Linked DNA regions of Mus musculus: region 2 is linked to region 1. A link is a loop called in an ENCODE intact Hi-C map of the cell type or tissue named here. Cell type or tissue: heart. All regions are shown on one strand.

The links. Peaks named below come from ENCODE experiments on the same cell type or tissue, not always from the same donor. Only the 100,000 strongest peaks of a DNase experiment are listed, where the experiment ranks them.
Region 2: a loop joins it to region 1, with 3 times the contacts of the local background. A loop is called at or near these places in 2 of 42 quality-filtered maps.

The regions. Positions count from the first base shown.
Region 1 is chr12:36,941,849-36,949,848 of GRCm38, reverse strand. No RefSeq gene overlaps it. Among named protein-coding and RNA genes, the nearest start is that of Gm40394, 63 kb to the right of the region's middle. In heart, no CTCF peak of the experiment used is centred here; DNase peaks (open chromatin) are centred at 408 and 3,688.
Region 2 is chr12:37,042,679-37,050,678 of GRCm38, reverse strand. No RefSeq gene overlaps it. Among named protein-coding and RNA genes, the nearest start is that of Gm29007, 60 kb to the left of the region's middle. In heart, no CTCF peak of the experiment used is centred here; a DNase peak (open chromatin) is centred at 3,308.

The DNA.
Region 1 (8,000 bases):
TCATATGCATAACCATATTGAGAGAAAAGAAGTGGTGATGGCAAATTAAAACAAGAGACTGGATATCAATGGGAAAATGGCTAGGGTCGTTTCCAAGGTATGTGTGTGGATCTTACTCCCAGTTCTCTATCAGAGCTTGAGGACAGTTATAAAGACAGCTCCCAGGCTGAGACTTTTGGAAGTGGGTGGTATGAACAGAAATGAGTATGTGAGGTTTTTTCCTGGTTGGAGAGATGTTTCTCCTATTTTTGCCAAGGCCATGTTGTGTGTATGAAAGATGAACTCCCTGTTCCTGGGACTGTGACAGGCACCAGGAAGCAGGAGAAACATGTGTGAGCCAATGCTTAGAAAACCAGACCAACTCTTGGAAGAAAGCCTCAGGATTTGGAATTAATCCTGTGTATAAAAATCATCCTTCTGGGGTTTTATATCAAGTCATTTGAATATCCTGAACCTAAGGCTTGGAGATACATATTGTAAAATGCTAGTCACATAGCCTTGAGTGCTCATTTGGATCAAGTCTTGCGATGTTGTCATAAAGCCAATAATAAAATCACACAGGATGTGCTGCCTGCTTCCTTAATGCAAAGGGAAGTGCCACAGTCTCCTGTTGTGAGACTATTCCTAAATCTTACCTTACTCTAATGGAATGTGTCTTTGCAAATGCTGAACAAAAATACAATACGTATGTGCATGGGATATGCAAGTAGGGAGGGTATAGCTAACCACTGACCTGTTCTACATTAAGAATATAGAAGATACTGAGTAAATAATAAATAATACTGTCCTCCCTTTACAAAAAGTGTTGATCTGCCCATCTTTTAAAAATTGATTTTAAGATGGAGATTGACTACATCCCCTTGAGTATAAGACCCATGTAGGTTCTCCCCATCAGCTGATTCCTCCGACTGTTCTCATTTTCCCAGAAGTATAAGACAGACTGTGCTCTCCTGTTTATAACTGATTCTTAGAGAGATACATGACTTAATGTACATATTTCTGTCTCCTGTTGCATCTAAAGTATAGTTTAAGAATGTGGGCCTCTGATGTTAAATTCTGTCATCTACCACTGTATAATCTTATAAGTAACTTTGAAAAGTTCATGCAGGAAGAGTATAAAAAAACTTTAAAAACTTTGAAAATGTTTAATTACCTTCTCATAAATATTAAATATCTTAAAGGAAATGTCTAGCTTCATTTAAGCATTACATACTTCATGTGATACCTTGTTAGCACACACAAGTTTATGTTCTTATTTATTATTAAACAACAAATCTAATTGAAATGAAATAAATAAAAAGGGACAAAAGAGTGGTCTATTTAAACCTAATTATTCACTTAGGTGAATTTTTAACTGTATTCACTTAGGATTTTGTTAATGTTATCAGTATCCCCACGTGTGGGTATTTTATGAACTCATACAAATGCCTCTGCCATCTCCTGTAAGTATAAAATGTTATGTAGAAACAACATTTGTTGTAATAAAAAATGAGCTTGTGTTTCAGTTTCTTCACAGTTTCCTTTCAAATACTCAAGTTAACACATAGACAGCTTTTAGTTCTTAGTAAATGTGAATCTGCAGCAAGTGTTAGCTGTTAGATACTTGAGAAGATGCATGGAAAGGGAAAGGATTGTGAGAGAGAAGAAAACTCATTTGTTAAGCCCCTATTCAAGCTCTACAAAGAACCAGCATTTATTCAAGAGCCCATGCCTCCTCGCGCACACACACACACACACACACACACACACACACAAAGGGAGAGGGGGGAAGGAATAGAGAAGGGGAGGAAGGGAGGGAGAGGGAACCTGTGTAACAAATGGCTTAACACATAATGTTACTAGGATTAGTAAGAAAGTTGATCTGCTTTTCTCTCTCTACCCTGAGCACCATTAAAAGGCGTAGGTAAGTCAAGAAGGAGAAATTCAAGGAAAGATAATAAATCAAGTCCTAGACAAAAGACCACCTAAGAGTATTCTTCTTCAATTCAGTCTGATCTCGCTTGTGTGAACTAACAAATACATGGAGAAATAAGAGTTTTGCTCCCTGAAATTAAGTCAAGAGTTTCAGTCACAAAAATCTCTCATCCCTTGATAATCGCCTTGATTATCTATCTATCTATCTATCTATCTATCTATCTATCTATCTATCTATCTATATTTTGCATAGGACAAAAGACAAAAGCATGTGTAAAAAGATAGGACATACATTAGGAAGTGAAAGCAGGTCTTGATAAAATAATTGATGCCTGAAACGATGATGTGGGGATCATCTTGGGAAGATTTCTGCTCAGATGACCTACTGCATGTGTCTAGAGGAAAGGTCTCTTGTCACTTCTATAACATAATATTCATTTCATTCTGAAATATAATATTGGATCACAAAACAGTAAAATCATTATGTTTGCCAATAACTAAAACTACATGTTGAGTCTTTCTAAACTTAAATATGCATGCAATTTTCCAAGAAGACTCCTATTGAAAGGCACATTATGATGCTCAAAAGTCTGATGCTCTAAATTTCCAACAAGCTCAGAGACTGTTGAACCATCTTGTTGACTAAGAATATAATGGTTTCACTTGACACAATTTAATGTCATCGATTGTTTTTAATTTCTGTGAACCAGCAACCTCGTATGTTTTAAAATTCAAAATTTGGAGCTAGAGAGGTCGCTCAGTGATAAAGTACTGACAGCTCTTCTGGAGGACCAAGATTCAACTCATTGCACCAGTGTGGAAACTTAGAACTGTTTCTAAGGTCAGTTCCAGAGTATCCATGTCCCTAAGCACTAGGCACTAGGCCTGCATGTGGCTTATAGACATACATGCAAATAAAACACATATATACACATAATAAATTAGTTAACATTCTAAAGTACATGTCTTCCCTATTTTTAACAGAGAAGAAAAAACACCAAGGGATATTCCTTAAAAATTTCAAGTTCTACTTAGCATATTTTCATGACATTATCCTGATACAGATTTTAGGATCAGTATACATTAACCTTGGCATGAAAATTTCTATCGAAAGGAGATGAAGTTAATTAATGCTTTCTATTCTCACTTATCCATCTCCTGTTTTTCTGATATCATCTAAAGTGCTTATGAGATGACATAGAACAATTAGTAAGGAGCTACTGGCCTGTAGGACTCTGAGGATAGATATATTTGTTCTTTGTTGTTAGAGATCAATAGTAAATATATAAAGATTAGCAGAGTACATGTAAAGTATAAAAAGAATTCCTTAGCAGGCTCTCTGTTGGTAATCTAACCTTGCTCAGATATTTGCATAAGCATAAGACCTCTCTGATGTATAACAAGAACCAATTCTACCAAACCAATTGTTTCCAAAGGCAGCTATATGGAGACTGTAGATGAGAGAGACTCTGCCTAGTTAAGTGTATTGATTGATACCAGATCATTTTCACAGAGGTGTATGCTAGTAATATGGTGACTATAAGATATTTAAATTGAGTTCTTGTTCATCCTGACTGACCATTAGAAACGAGGACAAAAGGAAAAAAGAAAAAGAAGAAAAAAACCTACAAAAGATGCTCCAAACAGTAGGAATGAGGCCTGGCTTTCCCTGAGAAATCTTTGTAAGGAAGGAAACATGCCTCTGTGTTGAGCACAGGACCCTGAATACAATCAGGACCAGCTGCTGGCTGAATTCTCCTTCACTCCACCCTTGGAATCTGGCCAGACCCAGGCTTCAAAGTACATGGAAGTGAAAGTTCATGTCAGCTTTATCAACAAACATGAGTGTGGCCAAGTAATGCTGAATTACTCTTATGTAAACAAGGTTTATCTGTTATTTCCCTTTGAAAATAACTATTGTGTTTTTTTGAATAAAATATTGTTACTATTAGGGGTTCCTATTTTTTTTCATTCAATTTCTTCTTTGAGAGTCTGCTTTTGAAAACTCCTAAGATTCAAAAATATCTAGCTCAGTGCTTCTCAACGTTCCTAATGCTGCGACCCTTTAATGCAGTTCGTTGTGTTGTGGTAACCCCCAGCCCTAAAATTATTTTTGTAGCTAGTTCATAACTAATTTTGCTACTGTTGTGAATTATAATGTAAATGTCTATGTTTCTTGTCTTAGGTGATTTCCATAAAAGGGTCGTTTGCCCCACCCCCAAGGGGTCTCAACCCACAGGCTGAGAACCACTGATCCAGTGTTTTGTCTATGAAAAAGTACACAAAAGCAAAGAAGGTGAATCTTCATTGTTAAATATTCATGAACAGCAGTGCAAGAATTTCTCCCAGCAAGATTTTGCGGAAAGGACCTGATATAGCTGTCTCTTGTGAGGCTATGCCAGTGACTGGCAAATACAGAAGTGGATAATCACAGTCATCTATAGGATGGAACACAGGGTGCCCAGTGGATGAGCAAGAGAAAGTACCCAAAGCTGAAGGGGTCTGTAACCCTATAGGAGGAACAACAATATGAACTAACCAGTATCCCCAGCGCTTGTGTCTCTAGCTGCATATGTAGCAGAAGGTGGCCTAGTCAGCCATCATTGGGAAGAGAGGCCCCTAGGTCTTGCAAACTTTATATGCCCCAGTACAGGGGAAAGCCAGGGCCAAGAAGCAGGAGTGGGTGGGTAGGGGAGCAGGGTGGGGGGAGGGTACAAGGGACTTTTGGGATAACATTTGAAATATAAATGAAGAAAATATCTAATAAAAAAAAAGAATTTCTCCCTCTTCAAACTTCAATTTCTATAGGCATACAAGTACCTAAAAGACACTCCCTAGAACGTAATAAGGATTGAGAAAAAACATTAACTTTGTTAAAGTTTTCTTGGTCACTGGTCCTATGTATGTGATGCTCCATCAACTAGAAATAAGCTACCATGTTCTTAGTCATGTATGACAGCATTTAGAGAACTGTGGCACACTGAAAAAGAAGAGTGCCATTCACACAGAGAATTCTGTACATGCAGGAAACACAAGACATGCATTCTATAAGTGTCTATTCACACATAATGCAACTCACAGTGTTTGACTAGGGATACACAAAATTATGTTTTCAGGTTGCTTAGAGACTATAAACCAGGTTTCCAAACTATCTTCCGGGGAGCCTGAATACTTCCTCAGAGGTTAGGGATTAGGGGTACAGGTTCAGATATCAGACTCTACCTCAGCTTCCCTTCCCTAAAGAGCATTTTAATTCTAATCATGTAAACTTCCTGCTTTTCTAGGAACAAATATTGTAGCTAAAATAAACATTGCTTTAAAGAATCATAAGATAAATAATCCCCAAACTAAACCTGTATTACTCCTCTAACAAACAAACAAACAAACAAACAAACACAATCTACCAGTGAATAGCTCTCTTTTGTTTTTCTCCAACTCTGTGGCTATTATTTTGGAGAGTATATTAAGTTATCAATTTGTGTGTTAAATTCATGTCCACATTGACTTCCAGTGGTCCCTTAGGACTTTGATTCCATTAGAAAATCACTGGCTGATATCTTCTGTCATATGAAAAGTTTTTATAAAAATGTATTTTGTCCATTTGGTATGTGTGTAAGTGTGTGTGGGGCATAGGTGTGTGTGTGTGTGTGTGTGTGTATGTACTAATTTTTTTTGTTGAACCATGCTACTGAGTCATCATACTATTCATTCAACAGCTTCACATATCCAGAAAATCACTCAAGAACAAGAATGACCACATGGAATTATTTTCCCTGGCTGTGCAAAGATCTCTACCATGTGCTTAGAAGGCTCCTTTAAAGTGCCATTATGTTTTCAACTACATTTGCTGATTTCTGCACAACAGCTTTTGTGTATTTGCTGGCAGCATAACTTCACATTTAAAGACATAGTTACCAGATAAACAAATCAAATTACAGTGACACTTCATTAAGTGCAAGAATGTGGGAAGACCATTTAATAAATATGTATACAGCAGACGGCCCAATACTCTTATGGCCTATTAAAATATATAGAAACTTGAAATTCTATTTTTAGGGGTATTAATGCTACAAGGAACAATTTTACACATGGAATTGTTAGTCCGATTACATTTCAAGTCAATGTGCATTTGGACTGATTTTCAATGCAATTGCTAGAAATGAAACAGAACAATACTATTTCAATCTAGCAAATAATCTATAAACACTTGGGGAGAGAGATAAATCATTTTCCTTTCTAAAATAAATGCAGAAAAACTATCATTTTCTCCCTTCTTTCTCTTCCTTCTGTTTACATCAGATTACGACTCTACAGACCATTCTGGCTAGAATAAGTGAATTAAGCTAGTTATTTTATGGTAATAGTAGACACAGAAGAAATCCAAAGAATATTAGGTCGTAATTCAAAGATCTTTACTCCACCCAACTGGAAAATCTAAAAGAAATGGATAGTTTTCCTGGTAGATACCACTTAACAAAATTACAATAAAATAAAATAAACAGTTTTTCAAGATGAATTAATTTATTTAAATCATATATTAAAAACATAAATAGATAAGTAAATTATCTGAATAAACCCATGGGAGATACATTTGGGGAACTATCCAAAGAGACTAATGGTCTTAAGATTCAAGCTTTATAAGAATGTAAATGTCCAATTATTAGTAAATGTCCAATTTACTAATAAAGTTCTTCACAAGGATCCCTATGAATGATTATTCTTCCAAAATAAAGAACTAAAATTTAAGTTGTGCAAGTAACACTACTGAAGCATAACCTGTATACTTCTCTAAACTACTACTTGTTAAAAGGGGGAAATACAAGATATTTTAGTACAGGCATTACCTTTCAATCTTCCTATTTCTTAATACTACAATTATGCAAGAATTCTAAATACTGCCCTAATTCCTCTGTATTTCCTTTAATGACAAAAAGAACAGATTATACTTGAAACTCACTAAAAATGAGTAAGAAACTTGGGTACAAAAAGAAATGTGTAATTTATCATAGTGAACCAGAGGATAAGCTTCAATACAAGTTGATGGATAAATTTCAGAAAATCATATTCCAACTGCTTCTGGTGTGATCTCTCATTCTATGGACCAAGCTCTTCAATATCCATCTTGCCAACTAATGAAATAAAGAAAATTCTAACTAAGTTGTACAAAACGTTTGCCTATGTCTGTCAAACATGATCTTGGAAACCTAATAAGAATCAGGTAAACAATTAAAATAGACCTATAACTCCTAGTTAAATAAAAGGAGTCAAACCAAACCAAAAAAAAAAAAAAAAAAAAAAAACAACAACAACAACAAAAAAAAACAAAACAAAAAAAAACAAAACAAAACAAAACAAAACAAAAAAAACAAAAAAACAAAAAAACCCCACAGGACCAGAAAGTTTTAACTTTGAATTTTACCAGATTTTCAAAAAAGAGTTAGTGTCAATACTCTTCAAATTATTCCAAAAATAGAAGCAAGATGAACATTGCTCAATTCATTTTATGAAGCCACAGTTACATTGATACCCAAACCTCAGAAAGTCTCAACAAAGAAACATAATTACAAAACAGGTTTTGTTATAAACATGCATGCAAATGTCTCTAATAAAATACTTGCAAACACTATCTCAAAATATAATAAAAAATCATCCATTATAATCAAGAAGGCTCCATCCCAGAGATGTATGAATGGTTCTATATATGAAAATCAGTAAACATAATCCATCTTATAAACAAACTGAGAGGAAAGACACATAATCATCTTATTAGATGCCAAAAGTCTTTGAAAAATGCAAAATATCTTTATGATAAAAGTCATGAAGAGATTGTAGATCCTAGGGATATAACTAAATATAATAAATTCAATTTAAAGCAATTCAAAATCAAATAAGTGGATAGAAAATCAAAACAATTCCATTAACATTATGAAGAAGCCAAGGTTGTCCACTTATTCTATACTATTTAATATACCTGAAGTTTTAGCTAGAGAAATAAGACAATTGAAAGAGATCAAAGGAAAACAAATAAGTCAATGTATCATTATTTTCCAATGACATGATAATATGTATAACTGACCCTCAAAATT
Region 2 (8,000 bases), 100 kb before region 1:
GGATTGCAAAAAGAATCACTTACAAGCATCCTGAAGGAATAGCTGAATAAAGTTAGGGTATTTAATTTCTATTTGTATTTATTTCAGGTTCTGAGCTACTTTCATAACAGAGTATGGGTGGCATAACACAACAAGATTATGAGGAACTCTAAAAGTGCCAACATACTGACAATGCATTTATTAACATAAATTTTTCAAAATATTAATGTAAAAATAGATTTCTTTACAAGATTCTAATGCTTTTATTATGTCTTGAAATTATTAGTTTTCTTTTTTATTTTTTATTAGATATTTTCTTTATTTTACATTTCAAATGTTATCCCCTTTCCTAGTTTCCCCTCCGAAAATCCCCTATCCCCTCCCCCTCACCCTGCTCACCAACCCACTCACTCCTGCTTCCTGGCCCTGGCATTCCCCTGTATTGGGGCATAGAACTTTCACAGGACCAAAGGCCTCTCCTCTCTTGATGACTGAGTAGGTCATCCTCTGCTACATATGCAGCTAGTCATGAGTCCCACCATGTGTTTTCTTTGATTGGTGGTTTAGTCCCAGAGAGCTCTGGGGGTACTGGTTAGATCATATTGTTGTTCCTTCTATGGGGCTCCAAACCCCTTTTAGCTACCAGATGATCCAGCAATACCACTCCTTGGAATATACCCTGAAGATGCTCCAACATGAAATAAGGACACATGATCCACTATGTTCATAGCAGCCTTATTTATAGTAGCCAGAAGCTGGAAAGAACCCAGTTGTCCTTCAACAGAGGAATGGATACAGAAAATGTGGTACATTTACACAGTGGAATACTGAATAGATATTAAAAACAATGAATTTATGAAATTTTTAGACAAATGGATGGATCCGGAGGATATCATCCTAAGTGAGTTAACCCAATCACAAAAGAACACAGATGAAATTATTAGTTCTCTAGTGGGCGTTTACTATTGAAAGCTCATAACACAGTCAAATGAGAAAGGCTTTAAACTATGTAGTAAAAGTGGACTGAATAAATACAAATATACTAGGAAACAAAAATATAGCAAGCAAGGGACTTAACTTTATTCATATATTGTAATAGAATATACAAGGACTGATTATTTTAGAGTCTCGGGAAGGCAGTTTTTGCTTTAGCATTAAGTAAATGTGATAAACAACAAATATGATAAACAGGAATCATTTGGTAGATAAGGGTTTGCGTCATTCAATCAGGTAAAAGGACTTCTGGTATAGTCAGTGTCATGAAGGAAGTATTTCAGCTAGTCATTTGTGAGCTAAAGACTGGAACTTCTGATCTTTTCTAGAATACAATATGCCGATGTGGCTTTATAGGCAAATTCTACCAGAAGTAGAATACATTGTTCTTCCATTAAGAAGTGTGAAGCCCAGGCTGGCCTTGAACTTGTGATCCTCTTGCTTCTACCTCCTTCAGCAAATCCTACTGGCATGTGCCACCACAACCGGCTTAATCTATAATTTTCGTCATCATGTCTCATACTACATTTTATTCTTCTAGAAAACTTCTGATTTTTTTCTAAACATAGAGAAGATCCACTTACCTTAGACTCAGCTGAATGCAAGATTGTAGCTCTTGTAGAGACTTGTGGAAAGTTGTTATAAAATGACCAGTCCCATATTCTTCAACTCCTTCTGCCTTCTCATTGAACAATGACTTATGTGAGGACAGCATTATCTCATAAAATTTATGTTTACCATCTACATTTCTTCATGCATGATAATTCTGGACAATAAGGAAATTAAATTAATTAAATATACACATCTGTTATTCAAGAACTCCTTGCTCATCTCATGAAAATCAAAATTGTCCTCATTTACATTAATAAAAATCTAGAAATGGAAAAAAAAGAGGTCTGAAAGCTGTTCCTGAACATAAGCTCAAAACCAGGCAGCCCAAGGTCCTGAGGTAGGAACAACCCCCTTCACTAACTGAAGTAAAGTAATCTTCTCTGACTAATGGCCAGAAACAAACGTCAAGTCTTCACCATGTTGCGAGCATATTCTCCTACATTCACTGAAGATAGACTGGGCAGGTCAGACACCAATAGTGAAAAATGCTAGAACTGATCTAGGCACTAGGTAAAATAAATAAATAAATAAATAAATAAATAAATAAATAAATAAATAATTTTTTAAATGAGAAAAAAAAAAGCTTGTCCTGTATAAATCAAGAGGTCACTTATAAAGTTTAAGAAAATCGAAAGAGGCGCTTGTTAGTGAGTGTTATTGGAGTAATATAGAAAAGCATGTGTCTTTACACTGAGAAACTTCTGAAGACACAGGAGCGGGTGGATTCTAAAACACAAATGGCCATGGATTTGCTTGATTACTGTCTTTGTGAAGAACACAGATCTCAGGTAAAATGAAACACCGCCACGGCCATCTCCAGCAAGGTCATGCTAGAAAAAAAATCTACTAGTGGATTTTCTTCTACTGCTCTTTTGAAATTAGCGGTGTGATTATGTTAATGTCCTTTATTTTCTAGTACAAAAAATCTTATGCTCTCATGCCATATGTTAAAAACTTTTTTTAAAAAAATCAATAATATCCTCATACTAACAACAACAACAACAAAAGACTTGCAATGAAAATCAACCTCACCTCTACTAATTAAGGTCATAGTTGCTGTTCTCATTACCTTGAGAACAAATGGTTCAGGATGACAGAATGTCACAACTTACAAGAAAGACAAAAATCTCAGCAGAATAATCTGTAGCCTAATTTAAAGACTTATCTCTGGACTCTCTTCAGAGATTAAAATTTGTGTCCTCCAGCCTTTACAAAACTATCATATTGTTACTAGACATTCCACCCTGGCTCTTGACAATAACCATTGCTGAAAGAGAATATATGTACAAATATATAAATATGGTTTATTTCATATATATGTATATATGTATATATAAATAAATGCATAGAAAAATGAATTTGTTTACAGCATTAACCAAAATACGGGAGAGAGAATTTGTCAAACCATCTCTATCCTGCCCATAGTAGGATCATAACTCAAACAAAAGATGAGAGAAATGAGACTGAACATTTAGATGTAGGCTTCTCATTACTGAGAGATTGTTTCTTTCCTGGTATCTGCTTTTGATGTAGCAATTAGTTTCTCCATCCATGCTCCCAATAGACACTGGTTTCCAGACCCTTCATCCTTGGGTGCCTGCAACAGTACATTCAGGAGGCTCCAGAACTCTGCATTCTGGATCCTACCATGTTCTCAGAATGAAAGTCACAGGAAATCCTGCCATGCTTTTGCCAGGTGGAGAGGAAAAGCAGAGCTTTTAAACATGCAGGAACCCCAGTGCTTCCTAACAAAGGTCCATCCTCAAGGGAACCTCTTTCACCAGTGCTCGAATTCCTTGGGCTTTTCTCAGAAACTGAAGGACCTTAGGAATGGAAAATGCTCAGCCCCAGCTTCCTCCAAACTTTTAGTGCGACCAGAGCAAGGAACGGCTGAAAAAGTCCCTGCAAAGCTCACAGACAAGGGAATAACTAACTAATATATGAATCCCATGATCATGATGAGAATTTATTCAGATCAGAAATGTGTTCCATAAATTACAGGAATAAAGCAAAAGAATACAGTGAAGTTAAGATAAAATATTTTATTTTTAAAAATTATTTATTTTACATGAACATTCTCTCTCTCTCTCTCTCTCTCTCTCTCTCTTTCTCTTTCTCTCTCTCTCTCTCTCTGTGTGTGTGTGTGTGTGTGTATTCGGGAAAGATTTTTACCAACTACACATGGGCTAAGCATCTAATGTCCAAATTAAATGCTCAAGGAACATGTATAAAAATATTCAACATCCTTAGCCATCAGGGTTTTACAAACCAAAACCACTTTGGAATTTCATCTTATACCCTTGATATTGGCTAAAATCAAGAAAAGAATTGACAACTTGTGCTAATGATGATGGGAAGTATGGAAACATTCGTCCATTGATTTTGGGAGTGACTACTTGTACAAATGCTATAGGAATCATTATGATGGTTTCTGAGGAAGACAGGAATTGACATTCCTAAAGATAGGTATACATTGCTGTAACTCTTAAACATATACCCAAAGGATGCTTCACCCTACCACAGAGACACTTGCTCAACAATGTTCTTTGCTGCTCTGTTCATAGGAGTCAAAAACAATATAGATTTCCCTCAACAAAAGAGTAGATAAATAAAATGGGGTATATTTACATAATGGAACATACTCATCTGTTCAGATATTGAAATCATGAGATTCACAGGTATACAATGGAACTAGGGAAAAATAATCCTGAGTAAAGTAACTGAGAAACAGAAAAATTAAAATGGTATTTATACTGGATAGTTTTATGTAAACTTGACACAAGTTAAATTTGTCTGTGAGGCAGGAGCTATAATTAAGAGAATGCCTCCATGAGATTGTGTTGTAGGCAAGACTGTGGGACATTTTCTCAATTTCTGATTGATAGGGGAGGTATCTATCCATTATGGATGGTACCAGCCCTGGGTTGGTGGTTTTTGGTTCTATAAGAAAGCAGGATTATCAGGCCATTAAAAGCAAGCCAGTGAGTAGCACCCCTCAGTGGATTCTTTGTCAACTCCTGCCTGTAATTCCTGCCATTTGAGTCTTTGTTCTGACTTTCTTCAAGTAGGAACAGTGATATGGAAGTGCAAGCCAAATAAACCATTTCCTTGTTAAGTTGCTTTGGTCATAGTGTTTCATCACACCAATAGAAGCTGTAACTAAGACAAAATGAAACCAAAAATGAGGTATTGATGTGCCTGGCCTGATTATGTGGGCTGGGGTTGTTGTTGCTTTGTTTTGTTTTGTTTTGTTTTGATTTGATTTTCTGTTTGTTTGTTTGTTTGTTGAGGATTATGGAAACCTTCAACTAGAAAAGCCAAAGTGCTGAGACTTCAGTGGGCTGTTCTTCAAGCCATTGAAAGATAAGGATATTGAGAATAGTGCTAATGATGGAGGCCTTACTTGTGAAATATCAGAGAGAGTTTAAAGACTCTGTCCAAGCCATTTGTTATTCTGAATTCAATTAGCTGGGATAACAGAAATACTAAAATGAATCCTTTGCTTTGTTGGGGTATTTGATGCTGGTCAGCTGGTGATAAATTGACAGTGATTAAGAGGAGATTTAGCAATGTTGAAGGGAAATCTTCTGGGAAATGTTTCCTGAGAGTCAGCATACAGGAGGTCTATTCTAGTTGTGGCCAAGGTTGTACCTTGTGCTGTTAGGTGAACTTGGTAGTGTTAAGTTCACCCAGGAGGTGCTATTTTTGAGAGGCTAAGAGCAGGTGAAACTGTGTGGCAGGCATGGAATCCCTGAAGAAAGTCCAGGAAAAGCTATTAGTAAAAATGCAACCTGACAGTAGGAGAAGATTCCAGCATTTTGAAAATGCCAGTACCCTGAGAAGAGCACCAAGAACAGTAGCAGCAGTGAAGCTGAGAGATGTGGAATGCAGACCATAACCTGTGTGTGCTCCAGACAGTGAAGACAAAATAGTGACCAAAGCCCTTTGAAGGAACCCAGAAGATTCTGAGTAGAACCAGACACTGAACACTGAATTATTTATACTATTGGAAGTTTGGTTTTGCTTTGATCCAGTTGTTGCTATCCCCTGGATATTCCATCTAGAAGACAGAAAATATTTATTTCAATTTCGAGGTCTTATAAGATTTTGGATTCTTTTTATTTTTTTCTCCCATTAATGAGCAACATTTAAAATTTTCAGCAAACATGTTGTCCCCAGATAAAATATTTTTAAATTAAAAGAAAGAGGAAGAGGTGTGTTGGGGATTTAGCTAAGTGGTAGAGTGCTTGCTTAGCAAGTACAAGGCACTGAGTTCGATCCTCAGCCCCATAATATAATTAATAAAAATATATTTAATTAATAAAATATAATTAATAAATATATCTAAATTTATATCTAATAATTAATAAAATATCTAATTTTATTAGATATTTATGTACATTTCAAATGTCCCCTTCCCTGGTTTCCCCTCTGAAATACCCCTATCCTCTCCCCCTCCCCCTTCTCACTAACCCACCCACACCTGCTTCCTGACCCTGGCATTACCCTACACTGGGGCATAGAGTCGTCACAGGACTAAGGGCCTCTCCTCCTATTGATGACCAACTAGGCCATCCTCTGCTACATATGCAGCTGGAGCCATGAGTCCCACCACGTGTACTCTTTGGTTAGTGATTTAGTCCCTGGGAGCTCTGGGAGGGGGCGGGTACTGGTTAGTTCATATTGTTATTCCTCCTATGGGGCTGCAAACCCCTTCAGCTCCTTGGGTCCTTTATCTAGCTCCTTCATAAGGGATCCTGTGCTCAGTCCAATGGTAGGCTTTGAGGATCCACGTCTGTATTTGTTGGGCACTGGAGAAGCCTCTCCAGAAATAGTTATAACAGGCTTCTGTCAGTAAGAACTTGTTGGCATTTACAATAGTGTCTAGGTTTGGTGGTTGTATATGGGTGGATCCCCAGGTAGGGCAGTCTCTGGATGGTCATGCCTTCAGTCTCTGCTCCATACTTTGTCTCTATAACTCCTTCCATGGGTATTTTGTTCCCCCTTATAAGAAGGATTGAGGTATCCATAATTTGGTCTTCCTTCTTCTTGAGTTTCATGTGGTTTGTCAATTGTTTCAATAGGATATTCTGAGCTTCTGGGCTAATATCCACTTATCAGTGAGTGCATACCATGTGTGTTCTTTTGTTACCTCACTCAGGATGATGTTTGCTAGTTCCATCCATTTGTGTACCACATTTTCTGTATCCATTCCTCTGTTGAGGGCCATCTGGGTTCTTTCCAGTTTCTGGCCATTGTAAATAAGGCTGCAATGAGCATAGGGGAGCATGTGTCTTTACTACATGTTGGAGCATCTTCTGGGTATATGACCAGGAGTGGTATAGCTGGGTCCTCAGGTAGTACTATGTCCAATTTTCTAAGGAACAGCCAAACTGATTTTCAGAGTGGTTGTACTAGCTTGCAATCCCACCAGCAAAGGAGGAGTGTTTCTCTTTCTCCACATCCTCGCCAGCATCTGCTGCCACCTGAAATTTTGATCTTAGCTATTCTGACTGGTGTGAGGTAGAAACTCAGGGTAATTTTGATTTGCATTTCCCTGATGACTAAAGATGTTGAACATTTCTTTAGGTGTTTCTCAGCCATTTGGTATTCCTCAGTTGAGAATTCTTTGTTTAGCTCTGTACCCCTTTTTAAAATAGAGTTATTTGGTTCTTTGGAGTCTGTCTAACTTCTTGAGTCCTTTGTACATATTGGATATTAGCCCTCTATGGGATGTAGGATTCTTAAAGATCTTTTCCCAATCTGTTGGTTGCCTTTTTTGTCTTATTGACAGTGGTCTTAGTTTTATCTTCTACTTTTATCTCTTTTTTATTAGATATTTTCTTTATTTGCATTTCAAATGTTATCCCCTTTCCTAATTTCCCCTCCCAAAAACCCCCTATACCCTTTGCCCCCCTCCACAATCCACCCACTCCTGTTTCCTGGCCCTGGCATTCCCCTTTATTTGGGCATAAAACCTTCATGGGACTAAGGGCCTCTCCTCCTATTGATGACTGACTAGGCCATCCTCTGCTACATATGCAGCTAGAGCCACAAGTCCCACCATGTGTTTTCTTTGATTGGTGGTTTAGTCCCAAGGAGCTCTGGGGGTACTGGTTAGTTCATATTGTTGTTCCTCCTATCGGGCTGCAAACCCGGGCTGCTCCTTGGATACTTTCTCTAGCTCCTTCATTGAAGACGGTGTGCTCAGTCCTATGGATGACTGTAATCCTCCACTTCTATATTTGCCAGGCACTGGCAGAGCCTCTCAGGAGACAGCTATATCAGGTTCCTGTCAGCAAGCTCTTGTTGGCAATAGTGTCTGGGTTTGGTAGTTGTTTATGGGATGAATCGCCAGGTAGGGTAGTCTCTGGATGGTCATTCCTCTTAAGAAGTTTGTGCCCTTATTCTTTTAT